3 separate regions of the Homo sapiens genome follow, and regions 1 and 2 are each linked to region 3. A link is an interaction called in ENCODE POLR2A ChIA-PET data of the cell type or tissue named here. Cell type or tissue: PC-9. All regions are shown on one strand.

The links. Peaks named below come from ENCODE experiments on the same cell type or tissue, not always from the same donor. Only the 100,000 strongest peaks of a DNase experiment are listed, where the experiment ranks them.
Region 1: POLR2A ChIA-PET joins it to region 3 with 27 read pairs; 2 of 35 experiments call an interaction of 5 or more read pairs at or near these places.
Region 2: POLR2A ChIA-PET joins it to region 3 with 29 read pairs; 9 of 35 experiments call an interaction of 5 or more read pairs at or near these places.

Annotation. Positions count from the first base shown.
Region 1 is chr17:81,517,176-81,522,175 of GRCh38, forward strand. It overlaps a transcript of FSCN2 not described here. Among named protein-coding and RNA genes, the nearest start is that of ACTG1, 6.9 kb to the left of the region's middle. RefSeq lists enhancers at 1-371, 1-239, 372-995, 2,690-2,739, 2,750-2,859 and silencers at 1,710-2,259, 2,400-2,559. In PC-9, CTCF peaks have their summits at 2,261 (motif pointing right) and 2,460; a DNase peak (open chromatin) is centred at 2,426; H3K4me3 peaks cover 1,828 bases; H3K27ac peaks cover 1,104 bases.
Region 2 is chr17:81,719,753-81,724,752 of GRCh38, forward strand. SLC25A10 (solute carrier family 25 member 10) reads left to right here. Exons shown (of 11, transcript NM_012140.5): 10 at 79-135; 11 at 224-1,260. The coding sequence ends at 325. Among named protein-coding and RNA genes, the nearest start is that of SLC25A10, 10 kb to the left of the region's middle. RefSeq lists an enhancer at 2,715-3,256. In PC-9, no CTCF peak of the experiment used is centred here; a DNase peak (open chromatin) is centred at 2,719; H3K27ac peaks cover 1,770 bases.
Region 3 is chr17:81,909,857-81,914,856 of GRCh38, forward strand. PCYT2 (phosphate cytidylyltransferase 2, ethanolamine) reads right to left here and starts at 1,543. Exons shown (of 13, transcript NM_002861.5): 1 at 1,411-1,543. The coding sequence starts at 1,499. SIRT7 (sirtuin 7) reads right to left here. Exons shown (of 10, transcript NM_016538.3): 6 at 4,748-4,846; 7 at 4,438-4,674; 8 at 4,231-4,311; 9 at 3,918-4,024; 10 at 2,083-2,758. The coding sequence ends at 2,560. RefSeq lists silencers at 1,107-1,246, 1,407-1,696, 1,727-1,896. In PC-9, a CTCF peak has its summit at 2,037; DNase peaks (open chromatin) are centred at 795, 1,765 and 3,005; H3K4me3 peaks cover 981 bases; H3K27ac peaks cover 1,325 bases.

The sequences.
Region 1 (5,000 bases), 390 kb before region 3:
CTCCAGGCCTTCTGGAGACAGGATCCCTGTTGCAGTTTACCTGAGGCTCCCCATCCCCGCTGTGAGCAGGAACCAAGGAGGCCCCTGGAAGAGCCCTGAGCTGGGAGTCGGACACCTGGGTTCTGGGCCCGGCTCAGCCCTGTGCCTGCCACGTGACCTCTCTGTACCCCAGTTCCTGTCAAAAAAGAGGAGAGGGCTCTGCGATGTGAGATGTGTGGCCCATCAGGGGCTCTGAGGCTGCTTGCCCTCCCGTGTGGACAGGAAGTCTGGGGACAGGAGGCCGTCAGGTGGCCCAGCAAACCCCCCAGGCGTCTTGCCTGACACCCAGGGGCTCAGTTTTCGGTGATGAGTAAGACGTGCTCAGTGCCTCTGTGTGTCGTGTGTGAGACCTGAGACCAGGGTGCCTGCTCCTCCCTCTGTTCCCAAGGGCATAGCCCCAGGCCCGTTTGTGACCCTCCACTGGGCCCGAGAAGAAGGCTCCTTTCCCCAGGCCTCATTCCCCTGTGGCCTCCCAGAGCCGCACGGAGTGGGGAGGGTCTGCTCTCCACCTGGCCATTGTGGACCCCACCCCAGGAGCTCCGGCCGCCCCCCCCCCCTCCAGTCCCACTCCTTCCTCCCCAGAGGCAGCGAGGCCTGAAGTTTGTGTTTCCCCTCAGGGTGGTTCTTAGCTGCGGTCACAGATTGCAGGGGAGGAGCCAGAAACGGAGATGAAACCGAGGAGCCCCCACCCTCTTCACAGGGCTAAAGCCAGAAACCACCGTCCCAGGCCACAGCCTGCCTCATGTGGCCATGCCTGCTCCCTGGCAGTGCGCGTCCTGCAACCCTTCCCACCCCAGGGCCTCGGCTTCCGCAATGAATCCCCATGTTTCAAATCCCCGCTGCTCCCAAGGCTACCTGCTGCCTCGGGGTAGAATCTAAGCCCCTTCCCCTGGTGCTGGAGGCCCACAGAGTGGGCGCTGCCTGTCCCTCCACTCCTTCAGCGCCCTGACCACCGTCTGGCTGTTCCTTTGCCCCCAAAGCTGTCCCACTGGCTGCCTCCTCCTGGCATGCCCCCATGCCACCCACGACCTCCCATCAACTCCTATTGATTATTAGCTTCTTTCACCCACTCTCTGCCCTAGAGCATTGGTTCTTGGGGCACAGCATCCTTGTCCTCCACAGTGAAGCTGGTGCCCCTGTACCTGGCATAGCCCCTGTACCTGGCATAGCCCCTGTACCTGGCATAGCACCTGCCCAGCAGCTGCTCGTGCAGGAAGCCCAAGTAGGGGTGGAATAGAGAGGGAGGAGTTCCCAGCCCTGGAGGAGGGAGCGCAGAGGAAGGCTAGGCCGATTCGCAGCTGCCTCCTATCTCAAAAACGTGGAAGGGGCTATAACTCTAGGGCTGGGAGGGAGGGGAGTCGTTTTCGCTGACTCTCCGCACGGACCCTCTCCTGCCCGCTAGCTGGTCAGCTCCTCCAGCTCTCCCCGCGGCAGCAGGCCGGGGAGCAGATGTCTTGTCCAGTGTGCGCGGGGCACCGAGGTAGGGAAAGCCTGTTTAACCCGTCCCGCCCCTCCTGCTCTGGCCAGCAGCTCGCCCAAGCAGCTCTGCAGAGCGACTAGGTCAGGGCCTCTCCAGGTGTCTCCACTCGAGGGACGGCTGGCGCCACGCGGAAAAGGGGAAGCGGGTCAGGGCGGGACAAGGGCAAGAGGTTACTGCTCTGGGCGCTGTGTCCTAAGGGCTGCCTCTTGTCTGCGGAGAATGGAGGGTGCCGGGGGTCAAGCCCGGACTCTGTCAGGGTACCCGAGTCTTAGCCACGCCATCCTTCCCCAGCGCGCCGCGGGGGCGGGCACAGCAGGGCGGGCGTGGCTGGGAGACCGGCTGTGCCTCGCCGCCCCGCCCGTCCCAGGCCGGGAAGCTGGGACTTGAGCTGGTCTGCATTCGGGCAAGGTGAGCCCCGGGATGTTTCTCAGGCAGGGCCCAGGGCTGCACGCCCTAACTTGGTGCGGGGTCGCGGCGGTCCAGCCCGGCTGCACGTGGTCGCGCGCTCCTTGCAGCTCCCAGCCCGCCGGCCCGCGCTCCTGCGCCCCCTCCCCACGCAGTCGACCTCTCCTGACCGCCAGGTGCACGCAGGGCGCGGGCCTGGGCCTCAGCTCCGCGCACTCCCCCCGGGACGCGGCACCGGGGCTTCGGGTGGGCCCAGGACCCGCACTCAGCACGCACTTCCCCCGCCGAGCACTGTCTGGCAGCGGGGACGCACCCCCAGGACCACGAGCTCGGAGGCCTGGGGCCGGGAGATGGCGCCCGTGGAGTGGGTCCCGCGAGAAGGCCGGGAATGGCGGGCCGCTGTCGTTCCCACCTGGGCCGCCAGGTGGGTGCCGCTATCGCCGCGAGGCCGCACCTGTCGCGCTGCCGGAGCCCGCGCCTGCCCAGGAGCGCCAGGAGGGACCCCCGCTCCTCCCTCCGCCACTGGGCGGGGCCGGTCGCTGAGTCACGGCCGCACACCGGACGGTGACAGAGGCAGGGCTGCCTGGGGAGGGGCCGGTGACCTCAGTCAGGGCTGACGCGGAAAAGTGGGATGGGGTCACCCGTGGCAGTGGATGAGGGGGTGGCCCGGGCCTCCACTCACTGCCCACGCTAGATGTCCGGGGTCCCTCCTGCGACCGAGGACAGGAGGCACCCACAGAGGACCCCAACACGAGGACCCTGGCCCTGGGTGCGGGGCGTTTTTCCCGCACTCTGCTCCCCTAGCAGATGGCCCCTGCTAAGCACCAGCTCCCAGAAAAGGAAAGGAAGGGGCTGAGAGGCTGGATCGAGGCAACCCAGCAGGAAAAGGTGGCTCCAGGGCTGGAGGGGTGGGACTCAGAGATCTCACTACATACACCTGCTGGGGACAGAGGCTTCTCCGGCCTTCCCAGGGCTGGGCCAGGCCGTGGCAGGGGCCGCCCCAGACCTGTGTCCCAAGGGGCCAGGTTGTTTGCGGCTGGGCTGGCTCCGGGAAAGTCAGAGGGGGCACTGCCGGACAGGGGATGTCCAGTGCCACACCAGGGCGGTCACACTTCCTCCTGGGGCCGTGGGGACACAGGAAGGCCTAGGGGAGGGGTGGGGGGAGAACACACTCAGGAGGTGACCCTGAAGGTGGAGAGGCCCGAGCTGGGGTCACACCATGCCCAGGGAAGGATCATGGTTGGCCCAACCCATGTGTCCACTTGGTCTGTGGGAGGGAATCACCCTGGGGAGCCCCCTATGCCTGGCCCCCACCCACACACACCTTGGGCTCTCTTGAAGGTTAACTGTGCCCAGCACCTTGACAAGCCCCATTTCCTCCAGTCCTTAGGACAAGGCATCCTTTGGGGGCGTCACCAAGCTGGGAAGGTGAGCCCCCGAGTCAGTGTTGAGTTTGCGTATCGGCAAGTGCCTTGAGCTCACACCCCTGGAACTGGCAGTTTGGTGAGAGATGGAATTTCAAGTTGAGAACTGGCCTGGGATTTTGAACGCTTAGTCCCTGTCTCTTGCTGGCACTGCTGCTGATGAGAAATGAATGTCACTGGATTCCTGATCCAGAGTCCAGGTGTTGTGTTTCTCTAAGAGCCTTCAGGCTTTTCCTTGCTGATCTAAAACTGCTTCATGTCCCTGGTGATGCTTTTGCATTCATTATCTTGGCTACTTCCTAGGCCCTGTTCTTGCTAATTTGCTTGTATTATTTCTTTTACAATTTCTTTCTTTTGTTTTCTGTTCTTCTGTTTTGGGATTTCTGTTAATTGGGCATTATACCTTCTGGATTTATTCTCTAATATTCTAGTTTTTTTCTTCTGTCTACTTTTTTAAACCTTCTGGGATATTTCCTTGACTTCTAACCCTTCAGCGGAGTTTTTCATTTTATTTATTATAGTTTTTAACCTTTTGGTTTTGAAATTTTTTTTTCTTTTTTTGAGACAGAGTTTCACTCTTGTTGCCCAGGCTGGAGTGCAATGGTGCGATCTTGGCCCACCGCAACCTCTCCCTCCCAGGTTCAAGCGATTCTCCTGCCTCAGCCTCCCTAGTAGCTGGGATTACAGGCATGTGCCACCACGCCTGGCTAATTTTTGTATCTTTAGTAGAGACAGGGTTTCTCCATGTTGGTCAGGCTGGTCTCAAACTCCCGACCTCAGGTGATCCACCCGCCTTGGCCTCCCAGAGTCCTGGGATTACAGGCATAAGCCAAGCCCAGCTTTTTTTTTTTTTTTTTTGAGACAAGGTCTTATTCTGTCATCCAGGTTAGAGTGCATTGGTGCCATCTCAGTTCACTGTAACCTCGACCTCCCAGGCTCAAGCAAACTTCCCACCTCAGCCCTCTCCATCCCCCAGCAGCCAGGACTACAGGTGTATGCCACCATGCCTGGCTAATGTTTGTATTTGTAGTAGAAATAGGGTTTTGCCATGTTACCCAAGCTGGTCTTGAACTCCTGGGTTCCAGCAGTCCACCCGACTTGGCCTCCCAAAATGCTGGGATTACAAATGTGAGCCACCACACCCAGCCTTTGTTTTGAAATTTCAAACTTACCTCGTTTTAAACATCTTGACACATTTGCTTATCATTCTCCTTCTATTTCTGAGCCCTTTGGAAGCAGGTTTCAGGCATGATGCCCTTACTATTTTAGGGTGTGTTTCCTAAGAACAAGGATGTTTTCTTCTATAACCACAGAACAGTGATCAAAATCAGGCAACATCAGTATCACACTGTTTATCCAATTGACAGGCAATGATGGCGTGGATCATACAACTTCGGTAATGACACTTGTCCCAGAAATGTCCTCCGTAGTGTGTTTTCCTCATCTAATCCAAAATCACGTTATAACGTTTTGTTGTCATAAACTTTTTTTTTTGAAACGGAGTCTCACTCTGCACTCTGTTGCCCAGGCTGGAGTAGAGTGGCACGATCTCGGCTCACTGCAACCTCCGTCTCCTGGGTTCAAGCAATTCTCCTGCCTCAGTCTCCTGAGTAGCTGGGATTACAGGCGTGGACCACCACACCCAGCTATTT
Region 2 (5,000 bases), 190 kb before region 3:
CTGGTGCCTGGGAGGGGATTTTCGTTGCCTTTTGGGTGAGAAGCAGCCTTTTTGATTGTTTCACTGCGTTTTCTGCAGGGCGTTTTCCACTGCGCCGTGGAGACAGCGAAGCTCGGGCCTCTGGCCTTTTACAAGGTGCAGTGGTGGCGGCAGTGGCGGCTTGGGCAATGGGGAGCGGGCCCCTTCGGGCTCTGTGTCTCTCATTTTCCCTGTCTCCCTCCAGGGCCTCGTCCCAGCTGGCATCCGCCTCATCCCCCACACCGTGCTCACTTTTGTGTTTCTGGAACAGCTACGCAAAAACTTTGGCATCAAAGTGCCATCCTGACCAGCCGTGGGAATGGCTGGGCTGCCAGGCCAGACACGCTAGGTTCTTCCAAAGAGTCCCAAGCCCAGCACCTGCTCCTGGGGCCACGACCTCCCTGGCCGTGGCCACCCGTCCTCCGCAGCAGGCCCCTGCTGTCCCCCCACCTGCTGGCTGAGCTCCTCCTGGCCTCGTCCCCTCTCAGCTGTAGCTGCACCACCCCCGCTCTGGCTACCAGGCTCTCCCGGCTGGGCACTGCGTGGCCTTGCCCCTCTCCCGCTGGCAGCTCCTCAGGGGAACAGGGGCTACCAGAGGCTGATTTCTCCCCTCTCCTGGGCCAGGGGAGGGGTATTATCCCTGCCTCCTGCCCCCGATGCCCAAAGCAGCATCTTCCAGCACTTTCCATCGAGGACTTGGGTGGCAGAGTGTGGGTGCAGCCTGGCTGTTGCTCACCCAAGTGCTAGCTCTGCACTTCGTGTCTGCTGAGAGCAACCAGACCTTCCATGTCCTCGGGCAGCTGCAACTCCCCGCGAGACCCCGCAGCTGGGTGGGATGAACAAGCAACGCAGACCACAAGCGAGTGCCTGGGAGGGAGTGGCCCAGGGTGGTTCTGGAGCCATTGTGGGTGAGGGTCGAGGGCCACCGAGGTCCCGCGCACCGCTGCCTGCCCTGCAGTGGCTTTAACAGTTAGTTTTGCCAAAGCCTCTCCACTCACCAGCAGGCGGTCTCTGTCTTCAGGGATTGTGCCTGCGTCCCTCGGGCACCTGGGCCCCCCCGCTTGGCTCCCTGGGGGAATGGCCCAGGCGGGCCGCGGTTCCTCCTTAGGGCCTTCTCCCCGACAAGGAGTCCGACGGGGCGGATGCTGCATCCTCTGCCTCCCTGGTCGCTGGGCTTCACCCCACCTGGGAAGGGCAGTGTGCTCTGTGGGGGCTGCAATCAATAAATGCCGGGAGCTGCCACATCTGTTCCTGCCTGCGCTGCCTGCCCGCTGGCTGCCTTGCTGTCCAGACCAGCAGGACCCCCTGCACCCCCTAAGGAGGACCGGGCCAAGGCCTTTTGGGGAGGAGCCAGGGTCCTCGCTGTGCATTTGGATGAAGGAATTGGGGAAGTAGGAGGAACCAAAACCGGTGTGGGGGGAAGGGAACAAGACGGTGAGGCTGGGGTTGAGGGTCTCAGACACAGGATCTGGCTCTGTCATTCAGACTGGAGTGCAGTGGCACGATCTTGGCTTACTAACCTGGGCCTCCTGGGCTCAAACCAGTCTTCTACCTCAGCCTTCCAAGTAGCTGGTGCTATGGGCGTGCACCATCATACCTGGCTAATTTTTGTATGTTTTTGTAGAGTTGGGGTCTCACAATGTTACCCAGGCTGGTCCCAAACTTCTGAGCTCAGGGGATCTGCCCATTTTGGCCTCCCAAAGATGCCCTTTTTTTTTTTTTTAAGACAGGGTCTTACTGTGTCACTCAGGCTGGAGTGCAGTGGCGCAAACAGCCTGTAGTCCCAGCTACTTGGAAGGCTGCGGTGGGATCCTTTAAGCCTGCAAGTTCGAGGCTGCAGGGAGCTATGATCGCACCACTGCACTCCAGCCTGGGTGACAGAGCGAGACCCCATTTCAAAAAAAGAATGTAATGGTGGGCCGGGTGTGATCTCTCATACTTGTAATCCCAGCACTGTGGGAGGCTGAGGCAAGATCTCTTGAGCCCAGGAATTCGAGACTAGCCTGGACGATATGGTGAGATCTCCATCTGTACAGAAAATTTAAAAATTACCTGAGCGTCATGGCATGCACCTGTAGTCCCAGCTACTTGGGAGGCTGAGGTGGGAGGATCACTTGAGCCCAGGAGATTTAGGCCACGATGAGCCATGATTGCGCCACTGCACTCCAGCCTGGAGAACAGAGCAAGACCCTGTCTCAGAAAAAAAAAAAATCTTTGATATCCTTGAATATCCATTCAGTGCTCAAGTTTCTCTGACTGCCATGTGCATTTTGTGAAGAGCTGGTTTTGTTTGAACTGGGGACCAGTGGGAGCTCTGAGGTTTGTACATGGTACCCAGTGCCCAGGTTGGAAATTCACACCCAGGGAGTGGCTGGGTAGGTTCAGGGGGAAGGCTGCTGCTTCCTGAGAAACCAGGTGGTTCAGAAAGGCAGCTCTAGCCAGCAAATCCCAAAATCTGCAGATGGAGGGACCACATTCTCAGAGCTGCTTTGATGGGAGCCCTGGAGGAAGCGGCCATCATGACAGGGCACCGGGGCCACCCCAGAGGCTGGCATCACCCCCAGCCCCTCCCTGCAGTCAGCCCCACTGGGACAGTGCCAGTCAGGGGATGAAAGTGCCCAGTCTGGTTTGGCAGGGCCAGGCCTGGCAGTGGGCCACCACAGGGCAGGGTGCAGAGGGTGGGGTGGGAGAGGAGGCCAGTGGGCAGGGCTCCTTACCCACCCTCCACAGAAGCCACAGCTCCCCAGGTCCAGGGCACAGGCCCAGGGTGGGGGTAGGTCAGAGGGGATGTCAGTCCTGTGGTTTCATGGCCCTTAACCCACAGGCCCTGCAGGCCACCTGGTCCGAAGGCCAGAAGCCAGTCAGTTTCACGCTTGGGGGCCAGGGAGAGATCTGGACCCTGCTGAGTCAGCATTTCAGCAGTCACCTGCTGAGTCAGCAGTCATTTCCGTGCTTTTTTTTTTTTTTTTTTTTTTCTCTCCTTTTGGATGGATTTTTGCTCTGTCACCCAGGCTGGAGTGCAGTGGTGAGGTCTCAGCTCACTGCAACCTCCACCTACCAGGTTCAAGCGATTTTCGTGCCTCAGCCTCATGAGTAGCTGGGACTACAGGTGCACATCACCAAGCCTGGCTCCTTTTTGTATTTTTAGTAGAGACGAGGTTTCACCATGTTGGCCAGGCTGGTCTCAAACTCCTGACCTCAAGTGATCCACCCCCTTCAGCCTCCCAAAAGTTCTGGGATTACAGGCATGAGCCGCCGCATCCAGCCTCCATGCATTTTTTTAAGTGACTTCATAGTTTACAAAAAGTTACACAATAATCATTTATTGTCAAGAAATTTCAACAAGGATGCCAAGACAATTCAGTGGGGAAAGAAAAGTCTATTCGCCTGGCGTGGGGGCTCACACCTGTAATCCCAGCACTTTGGGAGGCCGAGGCGGGTGGATCATCTGAGGTCAGGCCAACATGGTGAAACCCCATCTCTGCTAAAAATACCAAAAAATTACCGAGGCATGGTGGAGCACACCAGTCCCAGCTACTCGGCAGGCTGAGGCAGGAGAATCGCTTGAACCCGGGAGGCAGAGGTTGCAGTGAGCCAAGATTGCACCACTGCACTCCAGCCTAAGCTAGAAGAGCAAAACTGTCTCAACAACAACAACAAAAAAACTTCTGTGCTTTAAAGGACACTATCAGGAAAGCGGGAGACAGCCCGCATAATGGGAGGAAATCTCTGTAAATCGTATCAGATAAGGGACTACAGTCTAGAACATATAAGAAAACTCTTACAAGAAAGAAAGTTGTTAATGGCACAGGATGGGAAAGAAGGTATACAAATGGCCAATAAACACAGGAGACACCACTCGGCATTATCAGTTGTTAAGGAAATGCAAATCCAAACCACCACAGATGCGGCAGCATCCACTAGGCTAAAATCAAAAGGACAGAAACTGAGCAAGTGTTGGTGAAGCTGTGGAGAAATGAGAACCATCCAGCGCTACTGGGAATGGAGGGTGGTGTGGCCGCTGTGGAATAGAGTCTGGCAGTTCTTCAAAGTGTTAAACACAGTTACCATCTAACCCAGTAATTCCACGCCTCTGTACGTACCCAGGAGGAAAGAAAACATGTATTTATAGAAACTTGGACACAAATGGAGATGGGCGTGGTGGTGCGTGCCTGTAGTCCCAGCTACCCAGGAGTCTAAGGTGGAAAGATCACTTGAGCCCCGTAGTTCAAGACTAGCCTGGGCAAGTTAGTGAAACTCCATCTCTACGAAAATTTTTAAGTATTAGCCAGGTGTGGTAGCGCACGCCTGTGGTCCCAGCTGTTCGGGAGGCTGAGGTGGGAGGATCACTTGAGCCCAGGAGGTGGAGGCTGCAGTGGGCTGAAATTGTACCACTGCACTCCAGCCTGGGCAACAGAGTGAGACCCTGTCTCAATAAACAAAGAAGCAAAATGAAAATGTAGGGCCGGGTGCGGCGGCTCACACCTGTAATCCCAGCATTTTGGGAGCCTGAAGCGGGAGAATACTGAGGTTAGAAGTTCAAGACCAGCCTGACCAACGTGGTGAAACCTTGTCTCTACTAAAAATACAAAAAATTAGCCGAGTGTGGTAGTAGGCACCTGTAACCCCAGCTAAGGTTGAGGCAGGAGAATCGCTTGAACCCGGGAGGTGGAGGTTGCAGTGAGCTGAGATCGCATCACTGCAGTTTAGCCTGGGTGACAGTGCGAGACTCCGTCTCCAAAAAAAAAAAAAAGAAAAGAAATGTAGCATTTAGGAGCACATACTGAGGTGGTAAAACAAAAAAGGGGAAACAGTCCCCATAAAGTCAGAAGGGTGTGGGTTGGGAAACCTGTAACTGGGAGGTGGCACCAGTGGCTTCTGGAAGCTTCTGGAACACTGGTTCTGCTCCCCACTATGGCCTGAGCGTCTGCCTTATCATCAATCACTTGGCTCTCCATATTTTCTTTTTTTTTTTTTTTTTT
Region 3 (5,000 bases):
CTGGGTCTAGAGGACTGGTGGGTGCAGGACAGACTGGAGCCCACTGAAAGCTGCAGGGCCACGTGTCCTATCCCCTCACCAAATATCAACTGCCCTGGGCAGTCACTTTAAAATAAGCCGATGTTAACTCTTGGGGTAGGGTTGGATCCTAGACTACCTTGAGACAAGCAAACAGTCCCTGGGGCTAACCCAAAACAAATCCAACCACAAAATAAAACCCTGGGAATCACTGGCCCTGAAAATCCTGTCTCTCCTCCCTTACGGCCTCAAGCTCAGCAGGCTTAACGCTAAGGGTGAACAGCCACTGCCTTGCCACCTGGCTCGAGAGTTTTCATTCACAAATCTAGGTCTGCTAACACGTGAACTCTCAAGCCCAAAGCTACACAGCCCTGCCACCAACTGGGCCTCGCTGCCCTGGCTTCTTCGCCACTTCTTTACAGCAGCGGCCCATCCCCTCAAGTGGACAAAGCTGTCCCTGCCTCTCCAGGGAGAGGTGTGACCCTGGCAGCCCACACAGTGCACAGAGTTGCTCCACTGCACACCACTGCTTCCTCCCAGCACCCCTGCCACAGTGCGCGGAGCCCGGCAGACATGCTGGGTAAAATCTGGCGGGCCCATGTACCCACTGGACAGGCTGGAGGGGAGGAGGGGGCAGAGGCTGGGCCAGGGGAGCACAGTCTGGAATGGGGCTGGGGCCTGGTCAGGGCAAGGTCAAAGTCCACTGACACAAAGCCACATTCCTTTTCCCAGAGGTGACTCGGACACAGAAGACAAGGCCCTGCTTGCTCTCCTGGGAAGGGCTAATCAGATAGAGGCGCTTGCTTCCTGGATTCCATCCGGCAGGCACGTGAAAGGGTCAGAGGTAGCAAATTATCAGTAACGGTCGTCTTCCTTTCACTTGTTGACAACCCGAAACTTTTCTTAAAACAATGCCCTCTGACTGGCCAGGGAAGACCGATCGCATTCTAGCCCCGCGGAGGAGGACCCGGGAGCCCGCGGGCTTCACCGCGGGTCCCGGACAGGCAGGTCGCACCCGATGCCCACCTACAGGGACGCTCGCCCGGAGGCCAGGGGAACCCCTGGACCGGAGCCGGGCAAGCTGGTTGCTGGTGGTTACGGAGAAGCAGGGAGGCCGTGGCTCCAGATCTCAGCGCGGTGGCTGCACCGGAGAGGTCGGCGTGACCGGGCGGGGCCTCCGCCAGAGGTAGACGGGGTCGCCCACGGCAGGGCGCGGAGCCTCTGCAGCCCGACCCTCCCGGCAGGCGAGCCCCGCAGCCTGCCAGCCCCGGCCCATGCCGGACGAGGACGCCACCCAGAACGCGGGCCCGGTCCCCGGGCAACGGCTGGCGCGGCGCCCCGGAAGGAAGCCGGCCCCGGCGCCCCCGCGGCCCGCCCCGGCCCCGCGCTCACCAGCCATCGCACCACACCCTCACGGCGCGCCTGCCCCCCGGGCCCGGCTGCTCTGCGCCGCCTGCAGCCCCGCGCCCGTTCCGGATCATGGCCCCGCAGCGGCGGCGCGGACAGCCTGGCAGCTCCCGGCGACTCCGAGCGCCGCCGCCCGCCCCGCCAGGCGCACGCTCAGCGGCCGTCACGCGGGCCTCACCCGCTGCGCACGGCCAATGGCGTGCGCCGCTCGGCCCGAGCCCCGCCCCCGCCTCCCCCGCCCCGCCTCCCGCCCTCCGCCCCGAGCCCCACCCCCCGAAGGCCGCGCCCCACCGCACCTCCGCGCACGGCCAATGGCGTGAGCCCCTGACAGAGTCCCGCCCCCTCCAAACGCACAGCCAATGGCGTGTGCCGCGCTTTCCGAGCCCCGCCCCCCGACCCACACCTGGCCTCTCCGCACCGCCCACACCTGGCGCTCGGCTGGCGGGGCAGTGCGGCGTGGGGACCGTCCCACCGCCGCCACCTCCGGGAACCTCCACGGGGCGCTGTCCCAACCAGGGGAGTTTTTTTTCTTATTTTTTGGCACAATAATCTACAGTTGTCCCCTGTCCAACCAAGGGAGTTTTAAGCCACGACCGAGCTGCCAGGCGGCAGACCTGAGCCCGGGGAGCCCGCGCCGACCACTCGGGGACACCGGAAGCCAGTGCAGAAACGTTTAATAGAAATAAAAAGGTCTGCATAGAGCCGAGGCTCGGAGCCACCCCTCTGCCGCACATCCAGTACAGAGAGGATTCTATAAAGTTCACACTTTTTCATTAAGTAGTAGTAGAAATACGGTGAGGCCCTGAGACTGGCCTGGTGAGCGAGGAAAGGCCGCTGGGCGCTTCCACTCTGCAGGCCGGGGCTGAAATAACCCGAGTTCCGTTCTCACAGAAAGGTGCGGCTGCCACCTCTTGACACAGAGGCCGGATGGGCAGGTGTCCTCGATGGCCAGGCCGTATCAGGGTACAACCGCAGCAGTGCAAGGGGCTTCCTCAAGGACAAATGGCTAAAAATGTCACGGTGAAAATGTCATCCCCAAAGAGTTCGTTCTCCCTAGACCCGTGGGGGCAACCCAGCCTTCACCGTGACACTGGCCATCTGCAAAGTGCCAACTGTTCTTCATCGAGCACGTGATTACGTCACTTTCTTCCTTTTTGTGCGTTTTGTGCAGCCCCTGCCAAACCAGCCCCCTAGGATGGGGGCCGAGCTAAGCGGTGCACCCCGGTCCCCAGGCGGGGCCTCCTCTCTGCTTCTGCACAGCGACTTCCGACTGTGGCTGCCTTCTTCACCAGCACGCAGGGGAGTCGCCAGTGAGAAAATGGGATCCTGCCACCTGCCAAAAAGGGAAAGCGGCATCAGGCGGGCCTGGGAGCCTCTCGCAGTCACACCTGCCCCAGCTCGGGAAAGCTGTCTGCGGTCCCTGCCTTCCCATCCCCTTCCCTCCCGTGTCAACTGCGGCGGGGCTCTGGTTGGCGGCAGCTTCATTGTTACCAAGCTGCAGAACGGATGTGGGAGAGGTCACCTCTTAGGTGGTGACTCAAAGGTCGGCACCCACACTAGCTCGGTCTCCTCAAAACTCCGTGTCCTTGTCCACCACTGAGCGGCGTGCACACACAGGGTGGGGCAGCAGTGGCCCCAGGGCTGCCTCCGTCTCCAGGGATGAGTCACTAGCAACTCTGGGCCCCACCTTCCACTTGTACCGCTGGGGCAGGTGGACCAGACCCTCTCCCCCTTCCCAGCTGACTAGGGAGGCGTGGCCTACAGACGACCCCGTGAAGAAAGCATGTGTCTGACGGAGATGCAGAACCACAGATCATAACTTAAGATACAGATACGCACTGATAAGGAAAATGAGCTAAGTTAATGTAAAAAAAAAATACAGTACACGATAGCCCACATCACAGAACACCACACACATAACATACAAGAAGTGCCAGGCCCAGAAGGTGAAGGGATCCTTAATTTCTTGAACCCTTTGATTAAAAGAAGTTATTGATTTCCCCTATAAGACCCTGAAAATTCACAGAGAAAGAGAGTGTAAACTTTTTACTCAATACATACACCAAGTCTAAATTATCACAAATTCTGTATTAAGGCACAGTTTGTTTAAGCTTTCCCAAAGTACGCCAACTCCCAAAACCAAGCACACAGATTCTGTCTGACCAGAGCTGCCGAGTGCTCGTCCCCTCCAGATGCTTCCCACCAGGCATCTCGGAGAGCTCCACGGGGAGGCCTGGAGCAGGAGCACGCGGGCAGAATCCCTCTCCCCGCGGGGATTGTGTGTGCCACATCAGCCAGGGCAGGAGTGGCACACGCAGGGTCTCCGCCAACCACCGAGGTCAGGCCCTCTGGAGACCACCACGCTTCAGTCATGCCTCAGGCACCACTGCAAACACCTCAGAGCTTCCTCCACACTCAGCTCACGAGAGAAGACAGACAAGGCCCAGCACACAGAGGTGCGGGGAAGCAGGCTGCTGCAGCGGCTCACTCACCTGCTATAGGCGGGGATCTCCAAGCCCAGCTCGGCCATGAGGAGCCGCATGACGTCATCACACTTCCCATGTAGCTTCAGGGCAGCCCAGTCATCCTTCGGGGTCCACTGAGGACAGGGAAAGCCGAGTGAGAGTAACAGCAGCCCAACCCTTCCCGGTGGCCTGTCAGCCTTGGCCCCTACGGGCTCAGTCGGTGCTCCCTGAGCACCCACGGGGGCCCTATCAGACCGCCCTGGTGCATGGGTGTGGGGTGTCTCTGGCTGTGCGTTCTAAGACCCAGATCTAAGGACGTGGCTCTCAGCACCCGAGTTACCTGCAGGTTCACGATGTAAAGCTTCGGCCGCCGGCTAGGGGGCTTGGTCATGCACCAGAGGCGTGGGTACTTCTTTAGAACCTGTGGAAGCAGACAGACAGACACCGCACACACACAAGGGACAAGTCTGTACAGTGCTGGGCCGCAGAGCTGGACACCCTCGGGCGGGCAGGGGCTCGGTTCACTCATTGTGTCATCGGCACGTACCTTCAGGCTGGACCCTAGACACAGGATGGTGTCTGCTCTGCTGGCAGCCTCGGTCGCCGCTTCCCAGTTCAAAGGCTGCCCCAACGTCCCCCTCTCCCCAAAGTGCACAATGGTGTCCCGCAGCTGGGTCCCACACTTGTGGCAGGTCCGGCCTGTCTGGTGTCTGTGGAGGGCAGTGCGCTCCGTCACATCGAACACCCGCACGTACTCCCTGTTGGGAACGCAGGAGGTACAGACCTAGAGGCAAGAGGGCACAGTGAGTGGGACCCGCCTGCCCATGGAGACCCTGGGTCCCTGCAGGACTGCTCACTTCAATGTACATGTTCCCGTGGAGCTCGGAGATGGCCGTGCGCGGCAGCCCACTCCTCAGGTGGAGCCCGTCACAGTTCTGAGACACCACATGCTGCACCTGGAAGGCAGAACGGGTGGCAAGGGGAGGGATGGCTGCCAGTGGTGGTGGGGAGGTCAGTACCCGGCCACAGCGAGGCTGTTCTGAGCCCCGCCGATGGCTCCCAAAACCAGGGGCAGCTCCGTCCCCCCAGAGAGCCTTAGAAAGTAAAACA